Linked DNA regions of Mus musculus: regions 2 and 3 are each linked to region 1. A link is a loop called in an ENCODE intact Hi-C map of the cell type or tissue named here. Cell type or tissue: left cerebral cortex. All regions are shown on one strand.

Region 1 (8,000 bases):
ACATGCCCCCTCAAATCCCCTTTCCAGTTCTAGGGAACTCCTAGCTTACTTCCTGACTCTCTCTATCTCCTCTGTCATAGCAACAGAAGCATATAGCACCTGATTTTTCTGTCTGGCTTCCTTCACCTAGAATGGCATCTCCAAGTTTGATCTTTATCGTAGCATACTGCCTTGCCTCACTTCTTTTTATCACCAAGTAATATTCCACTTTATGGATGTAACACATTGTATACATCTATTCACAGATGTTACGGGGTCGGGCACTGCCATCTTGCCCCCATCTCTGTGTCAATTCTTGTCCCTCATCTGCGACCACAGGTTGATATGTAGTTATGAAGCTTCACTAATCACCAGGTGGTCATGCTATTGGGTTTGTTTGTTTGTTTGTTTTTTAATTTGTGTTTTCAGTTCCCTGAGGTATAAATTGTTCTGCAGTCTGGTCCAATTAAATTGAAACAGGAGAAGTTTTTGAAGCCAGGCAGAGGGCCCTTAATACTTCTCTTTCCCTGGTTTTCTGAAAGTGGGATACCATTTGACTTTTTGCCTGAATGAAGTACACTAGCTTCTCCTTAGCTGTTTAGCACCCAAATCGTTTTCTTTATCCCCTCCCACCCAAACCTCCACTTTAACACAGACTCTCCCTATGTACCCAGGCTGGCTAAAGATTTCAATATCTTCTTGCCTCTGTCTCTGGAGTGCTAGGATTAAAGGTATGACTCTGTCTGACTTTCTATTGGTTTTGATAATATCCTTGTTCTCAACTTTTGTTTCAAATGAAGTTAGCCCCCACCCCCACCCCAAGGAGAGCTTTAGAACTTTAGATTCTTTTTTTTTTTTTTAAAAAGAAAGAAAATTTTATTTATTTTTTTTCTTTCCATTTTTTATTAGGTATTTAGCTCATTTACATTTCCAATGCTATACCAAAAGTCCCCCATACCCACCCACCCCCACTCCCCTACCTGCCCACTCCCCCTTTTTGGCCCTGGCGTTCCCCTGTTCTGGGGCATATAAAGTTTGCGTGTCCAATGGGCCTCTCTTTCCAGTGATGGCCGACTAGGCCATCTTTTGATATATATGCAGCTAGAGTCAAGAGCTCCGGGATTCTTAATGACTGACTCTTCACTTAGACAAAAGCTTCGAGTGATCCTTGTTAGCAGTGGACTGTGGCACGGGCCTTGTCTTCTCTGTTTATCTTTCTAAGCATGGAGCCTGTACCCTGGAAGTGCACAGTACCCCCACTGCTCTTGATCTACCCAAACTGAGGTGGACTCTACCCCGTGACTGAGAGCTGGGTGGATGGAGGAAGCTCCTGATTTGTTAGCTGTTTTCTCTGGGAACTTGACCTCCACAACTTCAAGGAGATAGAGAAGACTGGTCTATCCCTTCTGATGAGATACTATATCTGTGGACTGGGAGCTCAGGAAAGAAGGTGCTCAGTGTCCTAGTTGTGCTTGGACCAAGACTGTCTGTGGAGAGGATTCTGATGCAAAGGCAGGTGGGAGCCACCATCAACCACCCACCACAGAGTCCTGATCACACTATTTAGAAGAGTTTTAAATAAGCATTTCTTCATCTGTTGTGCAGTCTTAGAATAGTTTGTAGAACCTTCTAATGGTTTCGGGGGGGAGGTTAATTGGAAATTGTTTGTTTGTTTGTTTGTTTGTTTGTTTTATTACCCTAGTATTGAGCAATTATACTTGTTTCTGAGAATGGAGCCCCTAGGATTCTGTCTTCAGAAGACTGTGCCATCGGAAAGCCCCTGGTCCCATCACATAGCTTGAATCTCAGTTTCTTTATCATCAATGATGATAATTGACAAGTTGGGACACGTGGCCCTGAGCTCACTCCCTCTTCTCCCTGTTTGAATCTCACTTTGAGAAATTACAGAGGTCCTGGCTGAATAAAGGTGCCTGGTCAGTAATGTGCTGAAAGAATTTCAAGACTCCAGGAAAGTATTTTAAGTAAAATGAAGAATATATTTAGATACTATAAAAATGTGATCTTCAGGCCTAAATCAGGATCCTTTAGAAGTTTGACTCATGAGAAAACACTTAAACAAAATCAGAACCCAGCATGACTCAGGATCCCTGTCCCTCCTCTCCCTCCTTTTCCTGTCTTGCCATCTCCTAATTCACCCCCCACACACACACACACCTACATTTTGCTAACACATGAGAAGTATTAAACAGAAATCAAGGAATTAAAAATTAAAATAACAGAATTCAGGAATTTCTATATAAAGATTTTTAAAGTGGGCGACTACCAGTAATCTCCCTGAGCTGTCTTTATACAACAGTCTAAGCCTTCATATGATTTTCCCTTTTTATTTATTAAAAAACCAAAACCTATTTCCAGAGTCATTCATTCATTCATTCATTCATTCACTTAATGAGCATGACTTAATACCTAAGAATCAAATGCTGCTTTTGCTAGGTGCTTGGTTACTGGATTTAAAGAGTGAGCCGATCATCTTAAGCCTTGCCAAACGAAACTATATCCTTATGTTTGCTCAGTGTTTACAGAGCTTGTTTACCTTCTCATGACATGTCCATGAAGAGACACTATATGTGAGACTTACATTTGACTTCACCTGGTAACAGCCTCCGATCTGATCATTCACAAGTCATATATATCTTAGTTTCGTCTTCACCTGCAGGTCATGTGACAGAATTGCAATCTCCTACAGTTGATCCATGCATATCTATAACTTTTTCAACATTCTAAAAAGATCAAGAGGCAACAAGAGATAAATTATAATCAAGTACAATGTAACTCACCCAGACACGCTTGCTCAATTGAGAGGGTAAAGATGCTGAGCAAAAATCCCAACCTGAAAATTCTATTTAAAAACTAAAATGTCTTCTTTTGTTTGAGGGTTGTATGCATGCTTATGCTGCCTTTGAATAAAATCCACCCACCTTTTCCTCCCCTCTGGTCCCCTCCCCCATTTCCCCTACCATTCTGCCTTCCCAAGTTCATGTGCAAGTCTTTGGTTAAACCCACTTTTTAAAGTCTGTTTAACATGCACAAGTATAAGACTATCTGCTGGGGCATGGGTCGCTCCATCCTTAAAGATAACTGACTCCTCCTGCCCAGTAGGCATCAGTTACCAAAAAGCCCTTAGCAGGTGGCAGGGCTTCATAGACCTTCCTGGATCCATGCTGGGATTTGGGTGGGCTTGATCTTACACAGGTCTTATGCACCTAGTCACAGCCACTGAGAGCTCACCCAGATCCTGTCATATCAGGGAAACAGTCTTGCTATGGGTAACCACTACCTCTGGCTCTTATATTCTTCCTGCCTCTTCTCCTGTGGGCCACAATACTTCCTTTTTATAAAGAAATCAGATACTTGGAGTGCAGTTAAAAAAAAAAAACTTACCTACTGACTATAACAAAATGATTTAAATCTGAAAATGAGAGTGCTTTCTGTAGTTCAGACTGTGAGGGTACATCATGTTGATTATCAAATGCAAACTGAACGCATATGATGTACATACAGTATTAGAAAGGCATACACCCTGCTTTCAAGAAGCAAGTCTTAGACACAAGTAATAATCATGTGGGTTAAGAAATATTTGTTATTATAGAAGGTCTAAATGTGCCACTAGAGAAAAGAGAGAGATTTGTCATCCTATTGAGGGATAGAAGAGGTTTCATAAAGGAAATGACAGAGTTGTAGGGTAGTAAGAAAACCTACCCAAGTACATTTCAGCCTTCCTTCGGAGACCAGCAAATAATTGCCCCTGGTTGAGAACTGTGAAGAGCAGGTAGAGCCAGATGAAAACCCCAAACACCACGAAGAGTCCAGAGTTCTTTTAATCCATCAGGAAACTACGGCAGTGTTTCGAAATAAGGCTGAGTTATCAGTGCTGTGTCTTAGATTATTCTGGCACTGTTTATAAATTAGATTTAAAAAAAATAATAATACCATGGATCGGAGGGCAAGAAAGGGCTCAGGGGATGAAGGCACTTGCTGTCACACCTAATTAGGTTTAATCCCTGGGACCTACATGATGAAAGCAGAGATCAGACTCATGCAGGTTGTCCCCTGACCTTCATACACACACACACACACACACACACACACACACACACACACACACACAGGGTGTGGGGGGTGGAGGGGAAGAGGAGTTTTTAGTGATTAAAAATACAGCAGGGACTTAAAAACAATTCAATGGCCATTGTTATATTGGACCAGGTGCCAGGAAACAAAGAAAGCAAAAAATCCAAAGGAGACAGCAGGTCCATAAACATAGGACAGCAGAGAGGGAGAGGGATTAGAACCCAGGGATTGGTGTCAGCAATAGAAGAAACATGCATGCTGTTTTGAGAGTACATATTTATATGCTGAGGAGATTGGCAATGGCCCTAAAATGAGAAAAGAAACCAAGACGAGACTTGAGGACCAGTGAAGGTTTTGTGTACCCAATCAATATTCACTGGGCACATACTGCGTGTTCAGGGCAGAGTCGGGTGGGTAGTGTGAGCGTTCTGTTTAATTTTTAAAGTACTTGATGTGGAAAAGACTCTGTTCCCAATCTGTGTGACTCCCAAGGCAAAGCTGGAGCCAGCGAGTGGGAGTTAGGTAGGAAGTAAACTATCTTTCTAATGAACAGAGGCTTGGCTCGGTGGTGAGAGCCCCATCACAGGCGGCATTCAAGCAGAAGATGGTAGTCTTCCTGGAACACAGGGCAAGGGTTCTTCCTAGGACTAAGGGCTAGCCTAGCCTTTCTGATAGTTCTCTTCAAGTATTGAGTCTCTCCTCTGATGAGGTAGTTCTGCAGATTCTATTATTATTCTGTGGTTTCTCTCCATTATTAAATAAATTACTCAGTCTGTCTGCCATTCAGTAAAAACTCACACACTTACATCTGTTATTCTTGAATTATTTTTGGTTAGGGCTCTTCTTCTTTATTAAAAAAAAAAAAAAACAAACTTAGCTATCCAGCTAATGTTACCTTTATAGATATTTTAGAATAGGGCGCTTAGTAGATAGAGTTATAAATACCAGAGTGGGAATGGCTTTTCTTGTGCCTAATAATGTTGTTGTTTAGGACAAATGAGGAATGAATTGTCTTGGCTTGCAGTTTATGATGCAGTTTCTATATGTTGCAGTAATTCAAAAATTAAAAAGAAAAAGAAAAAGAAAAAGAAAAAAAAATCCCCAGAGAGGTTCACTTTGAGACTGCACGGTAAAGAAAAAAGAATAATTACACTGTGAAGCTTTCAATCAGAAACGGTTCCCTCTGGTACATTTTTAAAGGGAAAAAGGCGAAGAAGGGAAGGGGAAAGGGGACCTGTGGCGAGCCTCCTTAGGAGCTGTAGTTCAAGCTTCACGTTTCCTGGTGTCTTTTGAAACGTAAAAAAAAAGAAAGAAAGAAAGAAAAAAATCCCACAACAAATAGCTCGGTAACGTGTATAACCTGGATGAAGCTTCTTCGATTCCGATTGAGGCGCTTTGGTTTGCTTGAGTCTTGCTATTTTCTGCATTTGTTTTGACTGCTCTCATCATTCAAGATTGACGCTTGGATGGGTGTGTAGGAGGGAGCAGCAGCAGCAGCGGGCTTACAGCTTGCAGACAAAAAAAAAAAAAATCTGCCTTATCTGATGGCTATTATTGAAAATGCGAGGTGTAGCCTGGGCTGGGTAATGAAGGGGAGCGAGCGAGCGAGGGGGAGCAAGGAGCGTGGAGCTGCATACTGATGAGTGTAGGAGTACTTGATAAAAAGAATTCTGGCTGCTGGCCGTGTGTTGCTCATTGTGGAGTACTCTAGCAGTCACATAGAACGCAGAGCAGCCTAGGCTGACAGCTTGATATGCCTTCTTCTCCTGCCTGGTTCTGGGGGGCTGTATGACGCACTGGTCGGTAGTAAAGATTAATATGTAAAGAAATGTGCAGCTAGGATCAAGTCCTACTCCACAGCCTGCCTGGCAAACTATGGTTTCCTTCTGACTTTGCTCTCTCGCTGAGAACGTTAATCTGTCAAGCTGGCGGGCTCCTTTGATAACAACTTCCCCAGGAGCATGATGTGGCAATGCCACCCCTCAGCCCCGGACTACCGCTATTACCCCGTGGACGGCTACTCCCTGCTAAAGCGCTTCCCTCTTCACCCTCTTACAGGACCCAGATGCCCTGTCCAAACAGTGGGACAATGGCTGGAAAGCATTGGGCTACCTCAGTACGAGAACCACCTGATGGCTAATGGATTTGACAGTGTACAGTTTATGGTAAGATGCTCTCTGTGTCCACGGAGCTGCCTTTTGTCTGTCTTTGCTTCTTATGTGTCTTTACATGGCTCAGAGGCAGCCTGGTTTGCACGGAAACGGATCAGCTTTAGATATGTAACTGCATCAGAAAAACGGGATGCCTTTAGGACAGAACTTGTTGTGTGCATACAGACACTGACTAGAAAATGGCATCTATATGCATCCATTAGACCTGTGTGTTGTATGAACTGGTGAGAGCTCTATTTATGGGCTCTGAACGAAGATTAACATTTCTAGTCTCCCTGTCATTCATTGTATGATTTTTTTTTCTTTCCTATACATTTGCGATCTTAGCATACAATTAGATTTATACCACGCTCCAGCTAAATCTGGATTCCGGAGACATGTTATTTCCGCGTGAATATCAGTATTTGTGATTAATTAGAGAGTCTGCTATGTCGATGGTCTGAAGATCATTTTCCCTGCTAATCATTCAATAGGCTGTTTAAATCCTGTGGATGACCCTTCCTGAGCTAGCTGCTTCAGCCGGTCGCTTAGCTTAGCGAAAGCACATGCTGACAGAAGAGCCATGAAGTATTTATTGTTTGTTACTTTAGGTGAAAAACAAACACTTGGGTCAATTAGCTGTCAGGGTATGTATAGAAAGGGGCTGGTGTACCAAATGCATCGGTGTACTTTCGAGTCCTGGTCTGTGTGCAGTCTAAACCGGGCGTGTGCAAACTTCTCAGTGTGCATATAGGTGAGAAGGAGGATGGGAGGCATGCAAACGACAATGTAGTTTTCTAATCATTCCTAGACCTCCCCAGACACTCATCAGCTCCCCTTGTTAAGCTCCTTCAAGCTACATCACGGTTCTCCTCACCTTCCCTTGCTTTTAAGGTCCCATCGCACATTATCACTGATCCCTAAATTTAGGGAGACCTACATGTCACAAGCATGTAGCACACAAATGACTCGTAGGTGTCCTTAATCGTTCCTCTGAGATAAAATGCTGAGGCTGGCACCTGCAGCACCTTCATAAGCCTCTGAGGGCTAGTCAGAGCTTTGACATTCCTTTTGCCAGATTGCTTTTCTCCAAAGTTGACTGAATTATTACAGCTTTGAGGGTTATTAAGATGGTTAAACTTCTACTCCTACCAAAAAATGTGTATGCCTACAAGGTTTTTAAAAATGCATAAATGTGGTCTATCATATGAGCATCAAGTAATATATGCATATAACCGTTTAGGGGTATCTTGTTGTTTTTTTTTAATTAATTAATGAGCTATGCGTTTCTTTTTCTTGTGTCCATCAGACAGTCACTGGTTATACAGTTGAGACTCTGTTGAAATAGGATGGAAGGGGAAGTTGTTGCAGCCCTAGAGAGGTTTAAGACTTACTTAGGGCAATAAACAGATGGTATTAATAATTACCAGACCTAGCAAACAAATTGAGTATTGTTTTGGCATTAGTTATATTGACTACATTTCTCTGCATAGCTACTTTTCCCCCCTGTCTCTACCTGAAACAGGGCATGTCATTCCCAAGCCCTGGTCCAAATCCATTCTGATCCGTGAAAAGTTTAGATTCACTGAGTTAATCGTCCATACTGAAGGATGATTAACTTTCAGCTTAATTTTCCTCTGAGTATTAAACACTTATGAACAAATATAATCCCCCTTTGAATGTATTTAATGAGAAGGTAATCTCTCTGGTTTTAAAGAGAATTTGAAGAAAGAGTGTGCAGAACAGTCATGTGAGAATTGTGCACCAAATACATCCAAAAAA
Region 2 (8,000 bases), 79 kb before region 1:
AGAAAGAGAAGAGAGGAGTGGGGATACCAAAATGTCTGGATTATGTAAAGCAGCGCTTTTGCGGAAAGGGCAGCCCAGCCCCTGGACTGAAAGGGGTAGGGAATGCCAGGTAGGGACCAAGGAGTGTTGGGAGAACCTGGAAACCAGGTCTGCTTTGACATGTAAAATATGCATCTTCATCTCTTGTCCAGGGGTGGAACCCAAACAGCTGATAGATATAAAAGTACTTCCAATGACTCAATAAACCTTAGCTATTAACCTCAAAGGGGAAAATTAAATGATACTCTTGGAAACAGAGAAGTGGGCTTAAAGATGATTTGAAAGTAATTAAATAAACACACAAACATATTCTCCAAATCCTTTTAAGAGACCTCATGTACACAATTTGCTTGAATATTTGCTTGGAATTTCTACTCCCAGAACCAACGTCTTCATTCAGTGAGGTTTCATTTCATGATTTTCTTGTTTCAGCCTTCATGGATTACCCTAGTTAACATGGCAGCTGTTGAAGAGAATTTTCATCCAGACCTAGGGTTTCTACCCAGCCTTTGGCCATTTAGTTCCTGTATAAAAGACACATATAGACACACACAGCTTTCATATTTACAATAAGCCTTAAACAGCACAAGAGCTGAGCAGATACCTACCCTCTATGCTATTAGAATCTACTTTTATATCAGTAACCCCCATGTTATTATTTACTATGTTTCATCTGGGCTGGTCTTAACTGGTCATTTGGGGGAAACATGGCATTTCCAATTGGCTAATCCTCAGGACAATATTTTCATGAACTTTTACCTAACTCATAATGGCTTCCCTTCCTCCTCACCTTCTCTTCTCCTTCTCCTAAATTCCACCTGTTTCTTCTGTCCAGTTATTGGCTGTAACATCTTTATTTACCAATCAGAAATAACTTGGGGGCAGGGTCACATAGCATCTCTTGAGCGTGTGTGAGGACTCCAGGTCTTAGGGACCAGCACTTAGCATTGCAATAGACATCAAGACCAAACCTCAACAGGCAACAACTATTGCTTACCCTCTGTCTACTTTAACAGATCTCTGGGACATGGAGTGCCTGAAGAGACACAGTAGAAACTGAGAAACCAGTAAGGAGACTTTCACAACCATCCAGTGGGAAACTAATGTGCGAGAATTAGGCAGAATGTAGGTGTATTTCAGAGGCAAAACCACCACAGGGAACTAGGACACAATTGGTTGTGGGGTGAGAAAGAAAAATTAGCATAAAAATGACAGGGAACCCAGAGGTAGAAATCTAGAGTTCAGGGTAGAAATCTGGCTAAAAAAATGGAAATTTTGCAATTGTTATGAATTAGGTAATAGGCAAGCCCAAGACTGCAAATGACTAGCTAGCAGAGGGAGCAATCAACAAAACAGGAAACAAGGCTTAGCATGCTGAGCCCAAGGACTCTTTGAGACAGACTTTTGGAGATAGGAGGAGGACTAAGCCAAAGAGCATGGGAAAGAACAGCCATGGGGTGTGAAGAAAGCAGATGAGTTAGGGGCTTAATGAGAGTGTCCCATCCAGGAGCACGAGAGGCTGTATTAGATGCACAGCTGGTAGGTTGAGTAGGAGGAAGATTTAGAACGGTCCATTTCGGCACTATGGGCATTTTGCCAGTGCGAGGAGGAGGGATGTGTCCGTGGAGGGACATGAATCAAAAGACTGCTTGGGAAGTAGGGGAGAAATCAGAATTAGCTGCTCGCTTGCAGAGCGGGAACATTGATTTCCATATTTTCTTACTTTAAGTTAATATTTCCTTTTCTGGATGAAAGAGGTGGAAATTGCCATTTGATTGCTTTTCATATGTTTTTTTTTCTATCTATGGAAAATTACATGATGCCCCCCAACCTGAAAATTGCTGTGCAGTATTTTGCTAAATGAATATTCCATTTTCTAGCATCTCAGAGAAAATGACACTCATAGCTTCCACCATCATGGAAAACCTAAACAAGCCCATACATTCTGCATTTTTCTTACCCTGGCTGTTATTTTTGTGATCCCTTCTTTAATTGGTCGAGGGGCATTTGAAAGATAGCAATAAAAAAAATCAATTTTCTAAGCCATGTTACATAGCTTTAAAGCACATCTAGTTCTCTCCGGATCAAATGGAAACATTAGCAGAGTTAAGTATCATTCATTGTTGCCATGACTACAGGGCCAAACCCTTATAGAAGACTTTTATTTTACATTCAGTTTTCTTGCCATAGCAACAGCAATGTTGATTTAAAATGTAACTTGCTAGATAGAATTTATCTTTAACATTTCTGTGTATTTTCCATGGTGTGTCTTGTTAATAGGACTAGACTTTAGATGACTCTCCTGCTCTTTGGAGATGAGACATCTCTCGGGATGTATGTGAGAAAAATCTAGGCTGCTCATTGCTTACAGGAATAGCAAGCTCACAGGACACATTTGCATGCATTACATTCCCAGAGCTTCAATTGAGGATATTTAAGTGACTTGCATTCAAGTCCAAGGTATGTCCTTTGAAACCTGAATTAGAATGGTTATTCATTTCAGAGTAATTAAAAATAATTTTCATCCTTTGATGTTGAGAAATTACTTTCTTTTTATTTTAAAGACAAAACTTTGTTTGTTTCATTTTTCCAGAATAATAGTGCTTCTGCTTCTCTCTCTCTCTCTCTCTCTCTCTCTCTCTCTCTCTCTCTCTCTCTCTCTCAGCATTCATAACCAGTTGGCATAGGATAAAAATAGAAAGTTTTTAAAATATGTTAAACCAAAGAGCCAATACTTTTGAAAACAACAGATTTAAGTAAAAGGGCTCTTTTCCTGTCTTCCCACAGTGCAGTGTCTTCTGTTGAGGACCATACAAGGCTGGACTGACTGCAGCATTACAAAGAAATACATTTTGGTGAGGGAGAAACAAAATCTCTTCGTTCCAAATGCAGTTCTCCACTGTAGGCCACTTACCCATCTGGCTCTCTCTAGCTGTGGGAAACACTCCTAGCACAGAGCATCCTTTGAAATGTCTAACCCCTAGGGGGACAGCCTTAGATGAGAAACTGCCCCTAGGAGCTTGGCTTATACAGGAGGAACAAAGAGGTTAGTGGTTGAGGGTACCAGAGGAAGGGCGCGTGGGAGAGCAAGAGCAGCTAGCTTCCTCTGCTGCAACAGGAGCTTCTTTCAATGCAAAATGCATGCCAAGATAGATCAGGCACTGTACCAAGAAGATACAATAATTTAGTAATACAGTCTGCCCAGGCAGCTGAGCAGCTGGAAATGAAGGAGCTTTGGGATTTGCTATAAACGGTGGGGAAATTGGCTGATAGCCTCTCTCCTATATTGAGCGAAGGGAGCAAGAGAAAAGATTATAAATGTTTGAAATCAGAGCCAAACTACATGGTCTGCTCTGGTCCAGGAGCTACCAGGAACCCAGCATCCTCTGGCTTCTGCATTAGATGCTGGTTTTTGGCAGGGTGTAGGACTGATGAACCAAAAGACAATAGAGCTGGCTGGCATGTGATTTCAGAAAAGCGGGTATTGACCTTAAATTGTTTACAGGGGAGAATGTTATCACCAACCTACCTGATGCCCTTAGTATGATCTGCTACCTATCTTGGGATGATTATTCAGTCCGACCAAATACCCCCAAGGTCATTGCTGACACCTGGAAGGTCCTGGGATGTTTTTCAAACTCCAGTGATACTCAGGAGCTCATAGACAGCATGTGATAGTGAGGCCACAGGAAGTTTTGAGTAAGCTAGAGACACAAAGTCTTGTAAATGTAGTGGGAAATCAGACTTACATCCCACAGCTGGCCCTCTGTTGATGAGCTATGTGATTCCCTGTCAGTGCCCATATCTCCTACTTCAGAAGCTTAGTAGAGGGCTTCAAAGAGATGGGATGACCTTGAACATAAAAGGCACATGATGGATGTTACTCCTTCTGTGTCCCCTTACCTTACCACCTACGGAATCTTACCCTCTGTGACCTTTGCCATAAATTCCTTTGCATGGAGTTGGAGTTTATTTAAATATTGTCACTTGCTTCTGGAAATGTTAGTTCAGTTATGAGGGAGAGGAAGGAAGAGAATGTAAATCCTAAGTAGTTGCCGCAAAGGTTCACCTAATGCCACTCTGTCCTGAGATGTAAAGGTACTCGTCACATCTGGATACAACTAGCTTGAACAAGTGAGCTCTGTGACTAGGGGGAACAGAAGGATAAGCTACAGTAGGGTTCATACAATGAATGATGTGATAATTGAAAACCATAGGTGACACTTTTCCTAATATTTGTGATAAAACCCAATATGTTTTTAAAAGCTTGTTGGAAGGTATAGACCAGATGTGTTATTATGATGGAGGTTAATTTTTTTCAATAAAAACAAGTTCATGTTAGATTTATGTTAAAAGGATACTCATATGACCATTTTGCATGATAATTTTTTAACTAAATATCATGTAGTAGTTATTTGTTATTATTTTGTTTTGGGGTTTTTTTGTTATATTGTTTTTTGTTTGGTTTAGTTTTTTTGTTTTTGTTTTTGTTTTTTTTCCAAGACAGGGTTGTTTTCGTGTAACATCCCTGGCTGTCCTACCTAGATTAGGTTGGCCTCGAACTCATGGAGCTCTGCCTGGTGCTACTTCAGGAGTACTAGGATTAAAGGCAACATACCCAGCTCAGGAGAATCATATTTTCAAAGAATTTACTTGATTTACATCTGTAGTTGAAGTAGTACCCTTCTTCATTTGTAAAATCCTTAGAATACTTTGTTAATATAAAATATCTCATATATTACAAGGTACAAATGTACATAACAAATCCATCTATTAATAAATCTACATTTTAGTAGAATACAGGTTATTCGGGGTTATAGTAAATACTTCTGGGTTCCAGTGAAGATACTTTTGAATAAATTTTTTATAGCTATTCATTTTATAATGCACGTATTTTGTTTCAAAGTACTAGCTCAGCCTAGGAACTCAAAGGGTCTTTCTGCGGTACACACATGCAAATACAATTTGCTCAGGACACTAAGACATTGCTTGCTCTCTTTTCAGAGTCACAAAATTATATGAGGTATGTCTCACCAGAAAAATTTGAAAACTCTAAGCATGTATGCATTTAAAATTATAAGAATATACAGTATAATCGTATCGTATATATGTGTTTACATGTATTTGGTAGAACTGTCAGGAAAAAAATATCCTAAGTGTTCTATAAGTAGGAGATTTCAACATCCTTTAGTCACGAAAAGATTTTAACAGGTCGGCCAAGAAACTCCATTTGATACAATGCATATAGCTTTGTATTTAACAACTGAGAACTTATAGTATGGTTTGGTTTGCCTGAGAATGTCTTACATAACCTAGGTTGGCCTAAGTTGACTTGCTTTGTAGCCAAGGATAACCCTGAACTCCTGATTCTCTTGCCTCCACCTCTTACCTGCTGGAATTAGAGCCATGCTGCACCTCGCTTGCCCTGAGAATGAAACCTATCTCATGAAACATAAAATCACAAGCATTGATTTTATTTATGCTATAAGCAGATTTTAGGATATGTCAGAGAGACTGACACTATATCTTCTAAGAACAATTCGATTAGTTAAGTAAATCATTCTTAAGTATTCTCCAATTTTTTTTTTTTAATTTTTTTCAAGACAGGGTTTCTCTGTGTTCCCCTGGCTGTCCTGGAACTCTATAGACCAGGCTGGCCTCGAACTCAGAAATTCACCCGTCTCTGCCTCCCAAGTGCTGGGATTAAAGGCATACGCCACCACGCCCGGCTCCAAATATTTTTTGATTTAAGTATATAAAACACTATATTTTAAACTGATCAAGAGTCGGGATGATAAATATCAAATATGATGATGTAGCACAAGTGGAAATTAGAAGTTTCAAATGATTATACCAGGAAAACTAAATGAGCTAAATGCCAGAAAAGAGAGCCAGAAAAGGAGGAACCCAGTGTCGAGACTTGGTCAAAAGAATGGTGCATGGTGGACGATGCCTAGGGAACTGTGAGAGAGGCTCCAGGCGAAAAGGCAGAGAGGCCTTTTACCTCAGGGGCCTTTTGTTCTCTATATTGCTCTTGGGCATGATTTCATTCTTCCTGGGTTAAACATTTACTTTTAATTCATAAGAAATGTTTATTCTCGTTGGATGTCAGATCATAGCTGTAAAACCCAATCTGATCAGTGTACCCTGAATCTGCATATGGCCTTCTGCCTTGCTTTCCTGCTTTCCCAGACATAATCTATAGTACATGGCAGGCAATTGTGTTTAAATTGCTCTGTCCTGAGAACATTCTGGGAAAGGGCTGCTCTAATGATATTTAGTATATGCTTACTGGAGTTTATTACATAGTTCTTCTGATCATATTTTTTTTAAGAACTCAAACAACCTTCCTAAAATCATTGATTTCTTCATTACATTCATGTATAAAAGTACACTAAACTGAAGTAAGACAGCTACAGCATTAGACTGGAGTCTGCCCCATTCTTTCAGGTCCTCAGATCCTAAACAAGATCTGCACAGATCAGTTGAAAAGTCTACACATAGGACCACCTGCCCAGGGATGACGGTACCACCTACATTAGGCTGTGTTCTCCCCCATCAATCAGTCATTAAGAAGGTGTATTATGACCATAACTTATAGAGGGATTTTCTCAATTGAGATTTCCTCCTTTCAGATGACTATGGCTTGTGTCAAGTTGACATAAAATTAGCCAGGACCCTCACATCTATAATCCCAGTGCTGGGGTGCTAGAGCCGAGAGGGTGGCAGAGGCAGGAAAATCAGGAGCTTAAGGCAATCCTCAGGTAGGTACATAGTGACTTCAAGGGTAGCTGAGACCCTATTTCCAAGAGACAAAGTTCAAAATGAAAGATATAAATAAGAAGTGTTAGGAATGAGAAAATATATAACTGCGTATTATTTTAAAAGGATGTACAGGGCAAGAAATGAATTGAAAAACCACACGAGTGATTCAATACTGAAGGCAATGGTCAAATTCTAGATAGTTATAAAAAAAGGCATCAAAATGTATACAAGCATCAAATAGTTCTATGATTGTAAAATTTAATAGGTAATTTAAAATCTTCCGGCAAAAAAATATACAGAGTTCAGATGATTTTAAAGGTAGAGTGAGTATAACAGAAATAATCACGTTGTAAGATAATCTACAGAGAATTGGAGAGTTCCCTCAGTTGAGTTGATTAAAACTGAAGTCATTTTAGCAAAATTGAACAGTTAGTGTAAGAAAGGTTACAAAAATCCCTATTTTAGTCATAGATATGGATGCAAAAATCCCAGAAAACCTATTAAACATGGAAGACTAGCAAGAAAACCATCACCTGCCGACTGGGTTTTCCCATCCGTGTCCTGTTATTGTTTGGCATTTAACATTTAAAAAGTGTGTAAATTTCATTCACTAGCAACTTAAAGGATAAAAATTACATAATCAATAAGTATAGATATTTGATATAACCTTACCATCTAATCATAAACAAAGTTCATAGCAACCTTGGAAGAAGAACATTAAACATCAAAATATTGGACTTCATCAGTGCTACCCATCAAATCCTTGAGCAAACATTATTTTTAAATAGAAAATGTAGAGCTGTTCTGGAGTTGAGACAGGATGTCTTTCCCTGGGTCTTCCGTCTGTCTTTCCCACTGTACACTGTGGAGCGGTGCTGGGAAGGCTGTTCCCACTCCATTTTACATGTAAACCTGTGACTTCATTTAAGTAGGAATGGGACTATACCAGTTCCTTCAGCTGAGATGTGAAGAAACATGGAGTACTTCCATTCTGGGAAGGCAGATCATGCACCCTCTCAAACAACTGTCCACACACTCATGAGAGATGAGTTTAAGGGGGAGGGGGGGATGGGCAGGGTTTTTTTAAAGATTTAAATTTACTTTTATGTATTCATGTGGGTGTGGGGCAAGGTAGGTGAGGCCAAGCCTGTAGAACCAAGAGTCAGTTTTCTCTTTCCACTATGTGGGTCCCAGGG
Region 3 (8,000 bases), 270 kb before region 1:
TCCCCCCTCTCTTCCTCCCTCTCTCTCTCCCTTCCCCCGTCCCTTCCCTCCCCTCCCTTCCTCCTTTCTCTATCTCTCTCTTTTTCCTGTGCGTTTCATCATTCTTCTGGTTCAAGTGAAGTATCTGCCATTCTTGGCAGCAGTTCAGGTGGAAGATGACTATATGACTAAATAACTACATATGGTTATTTAGTTATATAACTATAACTAACTATGGATCCACTGTTTGTTTTCCTAGATAATTTTTATTGAGGACCTACTATGTACTATGCAATGAATTTTATACATACATGTCTCACTTATCCTTATAACACTACAATAAAAGCATCATTTCATATATGAGGAAACAGATTAAATATAGCAGGATATCAGCATAGATTTGTCTAATCCAGAATTCTTTATACAGTCTCCCCTGTTCTTAGTACTTCTTCTAAAAATAACTTTCCTGAATTCTGCAAATATTCCCATTTCCCTTCTATTTTTTTCTTTTGCTCTTCTTCTGTGTCTTAGAATGACCTTCCCTGTCATTTCTTTCTGCATAAAGTTTACAGATACATCATAGAACATTTGAAAAATTATTAATATAGTAACTGTGCATATTATTGGGTAACAATATAATATTTCAATACATATAGTGCATAATGATCGAAGAGGGTAATTGACTGTCCTTTCAAACACATGCCATTTCCTTCTGTTGGGGACGTGCAGATTTCTCTGCACTAGCTTTCTGAAGGATACAATAAATGACTGTCAGCTTAGGTGATACCAGCTACACTTTGTATTGATTCATCACCTGCTCCCTTCCCTCATCCAGCAAAACCTCTGATAACCACTAACCCCACGCTACTTCTAGACGATCAACATTTTATCTTCCACATAGACGTTACACTTTGCAATATTTGTCTTTCAGATAAACTTCTACCTCTTGCTATCCTTCCCAAAATCCCCAACTGGAAGAAACCTCAATCTCACTTGTCAGGTGTTTAGCATCTAGTGTCATCCTTTGTGTCCTTGAACTGTCATTCAATACACGCCAGAGAATGGTGTAACAGATGCAAGGCCAGAAAACTGCACAGGGACTATTTTCTATTAATCAGATATTTTTCTTGTTAAATATCAAATAAATTTCCACTATTTCTAAGCTTCCCAGTGTGGAGGAGAATGACAGTTATACCAAATTACATATTATGTAGTAATTTAATCTGAATAGAGTCTCATTTCTACCTGAAATTCTAGGTATACTTGGCAGTTTCCTTAGGCAAACTTTTCCCACCTTATTTAATTTTTACTACCAACTGCAGGTAGAACATAGAAAACTGTCTTGGACATGGGCTTAATATTGCAACATCCACCAGATAACTGAATAAATAATGTATCAAGGTTCTTTTAAGATAAAATTAATTTCCCAAGGTTTTATATATAGGCTAGAGTAATTAATGGTTCTCAGCCTGTGGGCTGAGATCTCTTTGGTGGTCCTATATCAGATATCCCTCTATACTAGTTATTTACATTATAATTATAATTCATAACAGTAGCAAAATTACCATAATGAAGTAGCAGCAAAAATAACTATATGGTTGGGGGAGGTCACCATAGCATGAGGAACTATATTAAAGGTGGCAGCATTAAGAAGGTTGAGAACCGCTTCTCTAGAATACCCTATACTTGGTTGCTTTTTTTCTGGAAAGAGTAAACAGAGAATTAGAGAAGGCAGAGCATCTCTGAGTTGTTTAGAACATCCATGGGGCATAGATTTTGCTTTGCCCATCTTGTCTCACTTAGTATTCCTTAAAGAATTTTCTTAAAGGATTCACACAGAAGATAAGAGAAAGTGTGTCTACATGATAAACGATGCAAAAATCAATGCAGTATAAAATCAAAAGGGACAGCTCACAGATTCAGAAAATGAAGATTCTCACATATACTTGTGGTTTCTAAGTAGTTCAATCCATGATTACTCAGTGTTTTGTATTTTATATTAAACTATTTAAGAAGCAGTGAAGGATCTTTAGGTTTATGCTTTGTATGGAGTTATGTTTCAGTATGGAGTCACTCCTTTCAAACAATGAGTGAGGTATTGAGTAGTTTCTATGATGGTTAAATTTATGCCAACTTAACTGCCCATAGAATGCTCACACTTGGCAAAATGTTTTTCTGGTTTTGTCTGTGAGGTCGTTTGTAGATGCCCTCAACATGTGAATGGTAGACTGAACAAAGGGATTTATTTGTCTTTCCTCATGTGTGGAACTCATCCAGTCGATGGACGAAATAAACAGAGCAAACAGGCTGAACAATGGGGGCTCCCGACTGTTGGGTTGAGCGTGAGAATTTGTGTTTGCTGGATTCGAGAGTTAGGCTGAAATCTTGGCCCTATGCAGATTTGAAATATATTAGCCTTTGTAGTAGAACTTAGCCTATAGCTTTCTTGGTTTTCTGTGCTCAGGACTCAAAGTAGACCTGCATGCTGGCTCCTCTGAGTTTCTAGTTAACAACTACAGATCTTGAGACCTCTCTGGCTCTGTGATCTTCTGATCCAGTTCCTGACGGGGCACTCTTTGCATGTTTAGACATTTCTGGCTCATTTTCTCTGGAAAACCCTGACAAAACAAGGCCTCAAGAGACTATCTCTCATTTCTGGAACCAAATCTTATCTATACTAATCTGTGTTAATAAATAAAAGATATTATCTCAAATCTACTCCAAGTACTCATGACCATTTCTGCAGATATGTGATGTATAAACATTTCTACTTATTTTCGTACTTTTTCTATGGAATTTGTTTCATCTTTTACACTTTAACTATGATATTTAGTTTGATAGCAGAAAAAGAAACGTTTATTAAACTTTTATAGACCTAACTTCAGATAGGTTAGTTGTCTTTCATTTTATCTATATACATAGACTACAGAAGATAATCTTTAACACCTCTCTCTCTCTCTCTCTCTCCCTCTCTCTCTCTCTCTCTCTCTCTCTCATAAAGAACACAGTCAGCAGAAAGGTTTGCTAAACCGTCTGGCACACAGGCATGCTCTTCACAGATTTCAGCATCAGAGCTTGAATGCAAATTTAGATGCTGTTTTGAACTAATGTGTGCTGGAAGAAAGAGAATGAATTACATTTAATGCTATAGGTTTTTGCTTCAACAACCTGAGTGAAAACATAAAATGGCTGTAGGCATGAACAGTGAAAGTTAAGTGGTGCTGAGAACCAAAGCCACAGAAGATCACTACAGGCTCTAGTACTGTCACTATCAGACACAGACTTTTTTCCATGATTTATTTTTTTAAATTCACTTTACATTCTGATTGCACCCCTGTATCCTCTCAACACCCTGCCCTTACAAATCTGTCTCCCCATTGCTCCCTTCCCTTCTTCTCAGAGAAGGGGAAGCCCCTCCTTGGGTACCACCCCACTGTAAGGCATCCAGTCACAGCAGGGCTAGGTACATCCTCTAAGGCTGAGGCCCAACCAGGCAGTCCAGCTAGGGGAAGGAAATCCGATAGCAGGCCACCTTGAGTCAGAGACAGCACTGAAGACCACATCTGCTACAAATGTGCAGGGGGCCTAGGTCCAGCCCCTACATGATCTTTGGTTGGGTTCAATTTCTGTGAGCCCCCATGGGCCCAGGTTAGTCGACTCTGTAGGTCTTCGTGTGGCAGACATGGACTTTTTAAAACATGTTCTTTGTCCTGTTCATCCATCCCCAGGCATCTGTTCACTTTCCTCCATGTGAAGAAGTGATGAGTGTCTGCGATGACTCATGAGCTAATTATCCAGTCCGTGCCCATTGTCCAGGGATACTGAAATATCACTGTGTACCTTATAAATGTGTACAGTTATTACATGCCAAATTAAAATAGTTAAAAACTCTACCTAAACACATACACTAAAGCAATGTATACTTGCCACTTTCAAGTAAATAAAGACCAACCTTAAAAGATGTGGGGAGCAGAACAATATTAACAATATTAGAGATATTTAGTAATATCCCTAATATTGGATGTTTAGTAATAAATAACTACGAGACTTAGAATTTAAAAGTATAGTTGAAATTAGTAGTTTGTCAGAGCTCTAGGTACAGCTGAAGAAAGAAAAAATTATCTGGAAAATAAATATAAGAAGCTATTCTGAGTGCAATACAGAGACAGCATGAACAATAGCACATGGAAAATGAATTAGTAATACTAATAATGATAATGCTAAGCATTCTAGCTAATATAATTTCATTGGAGTCTAAAAGGCACCAGAAAAAGGGCAGAAGCAGTATTGGAAGCAATAAAGAAAGGAGAGAATGTTTGAACAGCCTTGCTCATGGCTATGGATACCAGCTATATACTCTTAGGACTTCAGGCTAGGACCTTAGTCATCTTTAATTTCTTTCTTTCTCTATACATATTCAATATATCACAGAACTATTTTTGAAATGAAAAATTATCTATTGGCAAAACTGATGTTTTAGACTACACTGGATAGATCCACAGGAAACTAGTTCCCCTGTGTGTGTGTCTCACACCCACTCTCAGCATCCCTCACTGGAATACAGGAAACTCCCATAGTTCCCCTGTATGTGTGTCTCACCCACTCTCAGCATCCCTCACTGTAATACAGGAAACTCCCATAGTTCCCCTGTGTGTGTGTCACCCACTCTCAGCATCCCTCACTGTAATACAGGAAACTCCCATAGTTCCCCTGTGTGTGTGTCTCACCTACTCTCAGCATCCCTCACTGTAATACAGGAAACTCCCATAGTTCCCCTGTGTGTGTGTCTCACCCACTCTCAGCATCCCTCACTGGAATGGAGCATTTGCAGTAAGAGATGAGCCTGCATTGCAGAGTTTACAGTTTAGTGTAGGGCTCACCTTTGGAGCTGCACATCTTTGATGTGGATGGATGTATAATGAGATGTATCCACCCACATTATGCCTACAGGATATACTTTCTCTGCTCTAAAAGTCCTCTGTGTTTTGCCTATTTGCCCATTCTTTTCACAGACCCTGGCAAGACTCTTTTATGTCTATCTTTATGATATAGCATGATGCTTGACACATAGGTGTCCCTGACCCATTTTTTTTAAGTATGGTTGAATGAATGGTAAGAATGAAAGCTGAAAGGAGAGAATCAAACAACTTGCTTTTATCCTGCTAAATAATGATTTTTTGATTTCAATGTTTATCTACTCAGAATATTGCTCCACTTATCCTGGGATGCCAGTAAGTTCACAGCATCTATTAAATTTAAGAAATGTGCTCTGGATCATACAGAGGTCCGAGGTCCCTGCACAAATATAGCAGAGGTCTTCCTGGTCAGTGGGAGAAGATGTGCTTAAACCTCAAGAGACTTGAGGCCCCAGGGAAGGGGGAGGTATGGGGGGAAGCACCCTCTCAGAGGTGATGGGGAGGGGGACTGGGATGAGGAACTATGGAAAGGGGGACTGAGAGGGGGCAGCTACTGGAATGTAAATAAATAAAAGAGAAGAGAAGAAAAGAAATGTACCCTGGAAAATTCAAGGTTTTTTGTGTGTTTTTTTTTTTTGTTTTTTGTTTTTTTTTTTTAATGAATGACCATTTTATCTAAAGGTGCCTCATTTGAATTTTTTGTCTCATTATTCCCCAGTGAGACTATAGTGTGTGTGTGTGTGTGAGAGAGAGAGAGAGAGAGAGAGAGAGACAGAGAGACAGAGAGACAGAGACAGAGAGGGAGAGACAGAGAGAGATATTGTTGTGCGTGTGCTTATACAGATGTGTGCTAGTGATATATGCTCATATGCACACATACATGCATGTTAAGACCAGAGATTCTCTTCCAGTTTCCTCCTTAATCACTTTCCTCTTTCCTTTTGAAACATGGTCTCTTACTGAACCTGAATCTCTTTTATTTGGCTAAGCTGGTTGGTGAGTGATCTGCAGGAACCCCTTTTTCCCCCCAGGGCAGGGATTACAGATGCATGCCATTACCCCAGCTGTTACACAGATGTTAGGGATCTGAGATCAATCCTCATGCAAAAGCAGCAAGCACTTTACTGACTAAACCACCTCCTAAGGCTCTGAAATATAATTTTATCTGATGGACACAGTTTTAGGGGGGATTAATATCCTTTCTTTTTATGAACAAAGTGCCTTCATAAATTATTTCTTTTTACTTGGGATTGTAAGCAATGATCATAGAACAGAGAAACATGTTTATCTATAGTAAATACAGTCTTAGTCTAAGTTGTATCAGTTTATATGTATGGGACATAAAATTATTGGGACAGAACTGAAAGCATAACAGAAGTGAACATCTTGAGGATTCACATTTGCAGTGATTTTCATTCAAAGCTATGAAAGATTGTGGTTTATTATTAAGCAGATAAACTTCCTGTTGTGCTAACCAATATTATATTATTTTCTATCCATTTCAAAGAGTTTCACATATTTCTAAACTGTTCCTTGGATATTATTTTATTTGGGTTTACATTAAAAAGGGAAATGTAGAATTCCAAGTTATTCTTTTAAAAGTTTTTATTCTCCTCTCCCCCTCCCCCCCCCCAAAGCAGAAAACAGAAGGGAAGTTCATTTAGATCCTGAAATTTCATTCATTTTAATTTTGAACATAGTGGTTTATATGATTGCCTTCTAGGGATAATAGTGTTTGTTTATGTCCTATACAAATGTCAGGTTTGATTTTTAATTAAAAGTTCTGTGATCTAGGGCTATCTGGGCAAAGTTATCTTAGGGGCTTGAGTTTGGATTTTAGGAATCAAGTAGATATGAAATTCCTACATAATAAAAATGGGCTTTCAATAGAAAGATTGGAACTTGTTGGCCAGTTTCATCATTTCAAAACTATTAATTTTCAAATAAGGAGATGGCCTTTCATATAGTGATGATGGTGGTATTAGGGGCTGTGGAGGATGATGTCATTATAATAAACTGAATATTGCTCATTCATTCAGGAATTACACTACAAGCATTAATATTCACCATCTTGAAGGAAAACAGAACAATCAGTATTTTTAAATAAAAAATACACCACTGAGCATAGTCTTAATTATGATATTATAATTGATATCAGCTTTAAGTTGAAATATCATCTCATGTTCATGAAAATAATTTCAAGTCTTGAGGGGTAAACTGACTGATTAAGTTCATGGCAGTTCTATTTTTGTTCACAGATAATGCCTCTGAGGTAGCAATTACTGCTCCAGGAACTAGTCACCATAGAAACAGCTCTACAGGCCCAACACCTGACTGCTCACCTCCATCCCCAGATACTGCCCTAAAAAATATCGTAAAAGTTATCCGACCTCAGGTAAGTAAGTACCCAGGAGGACATTGCCTGCTCTGTAACGCTTGGTTGCTTGGTTCTGAACTAATACGTGTAAAACACTGTACTTCAATGCTGGGGCTATTATGTAATATAGAATAGATTTTTTTACATTAAGAGAAAGAGATTCCAAATAGGCTGTTTGCTTCCTATGAAGTTCATAATAGACACTGCACTCTCTATTAGCTCTTGGAAAATGAACTTTTATATTATGAGAGGGATTCAATGAAGCCTGGAAAAATGGCTGTTTCACATTTTCCTCTGAGCATTTATGAGGCTGTGGTTGTTGATCTGCTACTGTGTTCTGAAGCTTTCTGTGGGCACACTGTTTGTGCTGGTTTTTCTATCCCCAACCCCAGTGAGCTGATGCAGTTGCTCTCCATTGCCCCACCCCTGTGTTGGGTACCACACTACCCAGTCTCTGTATTGTCCTCCGGGGTTCACGGTCTTGGTAATCTGCCTTTACCTTTTGTTCTTTTTCCCATTCCTGTCACTTGCCTGAATGTTTTCCCCCCTCATCCCCCTTCTCTTTCTGTCGGATTTCCCAGTAGGCGGTTTGCAGGCAAGCTTTAGAAATATCATTGGGACAAGCTGTTCTGTGATATTTCATTGAAAATAGCACTTATAAAGCTGTTTGCATTATATTTTTGCCAACAGATGGACCTAGAACATGGAATTGGTGGTGTTCTCAACCT

Evidence for each region. Peaks named below come from ENCODE experiments on the same cell type or tissue, not always from the same donor. Only the 100,000 strongest peaks of a DNase experiment are listed, where the experiment ranks them.
Region 2: it touches region 1 in a loop (5-fold over the local background); 6 of 42 quality-filtered maps call a loop at or near these places.
Region 3: it touches region 1 in a loop (3-fold over the local background); 3 of 42 quality-filtered maps call a loop at or near these places.

The regions. Positions count from the first base shown.
Region 1 is chr10:90,570,963-90,578,962 of GRCm38, forward strand. Anks1b (ankyrin repeat and sterile alpha motif domain containing 1B) reads left to right here. Exons shown (of 27, transcript NM_001359241.1): 15 at 6,127-6,233. Among named protein-coding and RNA genes, the nearest start is that of Apaf1, 510 kb to the right of the region's middle. In left cerebral cortex, no CTCF peak of the experiment used is centred here; DNase peaks (open chromatin) are centred at 2,055, 4,561, 5,720, 6,263 and 1 more place; H3K4me3 peaks cover 3,093 bases; H3K27ac peaks cover 3,543 bases.
Region 2 is chr10:90,492,041-90,500,040 of GRCm38, forward strand. All of the region lies in intron 12 of Anks1b (ankyrin repeat and sterile alpha motif domain containing 1B), which reads left to right. Among named protein-coding and RNA genes, the nearest start is that of Apaf1, 590 kb to the right of the region's middle. In left cerebral cortex, a CTCF peak has its summit at 3,025; DNase peaks (open chromatin) are centred at 1,191, 1,620, 2,382 and 3,138; H3K27ac peaks cover 2,850 bases.
Region 3 is chr10:90,300,416-90,308,415 of GRCm38, forward strand. Anks1b (ankyrin repeat and sterile alpha motif domain containing 1B) reads left to right here. Exons shown (of 27, transcript NM_001359241.1): 11 at 7,154-7,290. Among named protein-coding and RNA genes, the nearest start is that of Anks1b, 430 kb to the left of the region's middle. In left cerebral cortex, no CTCF peak of the experiment used is centred here; DNase peaks (open chromatin) are centred at 3,091, 3,660, 4,746, 7,336 and 1 more place; H3K27ac peaks cover 1,571 bases.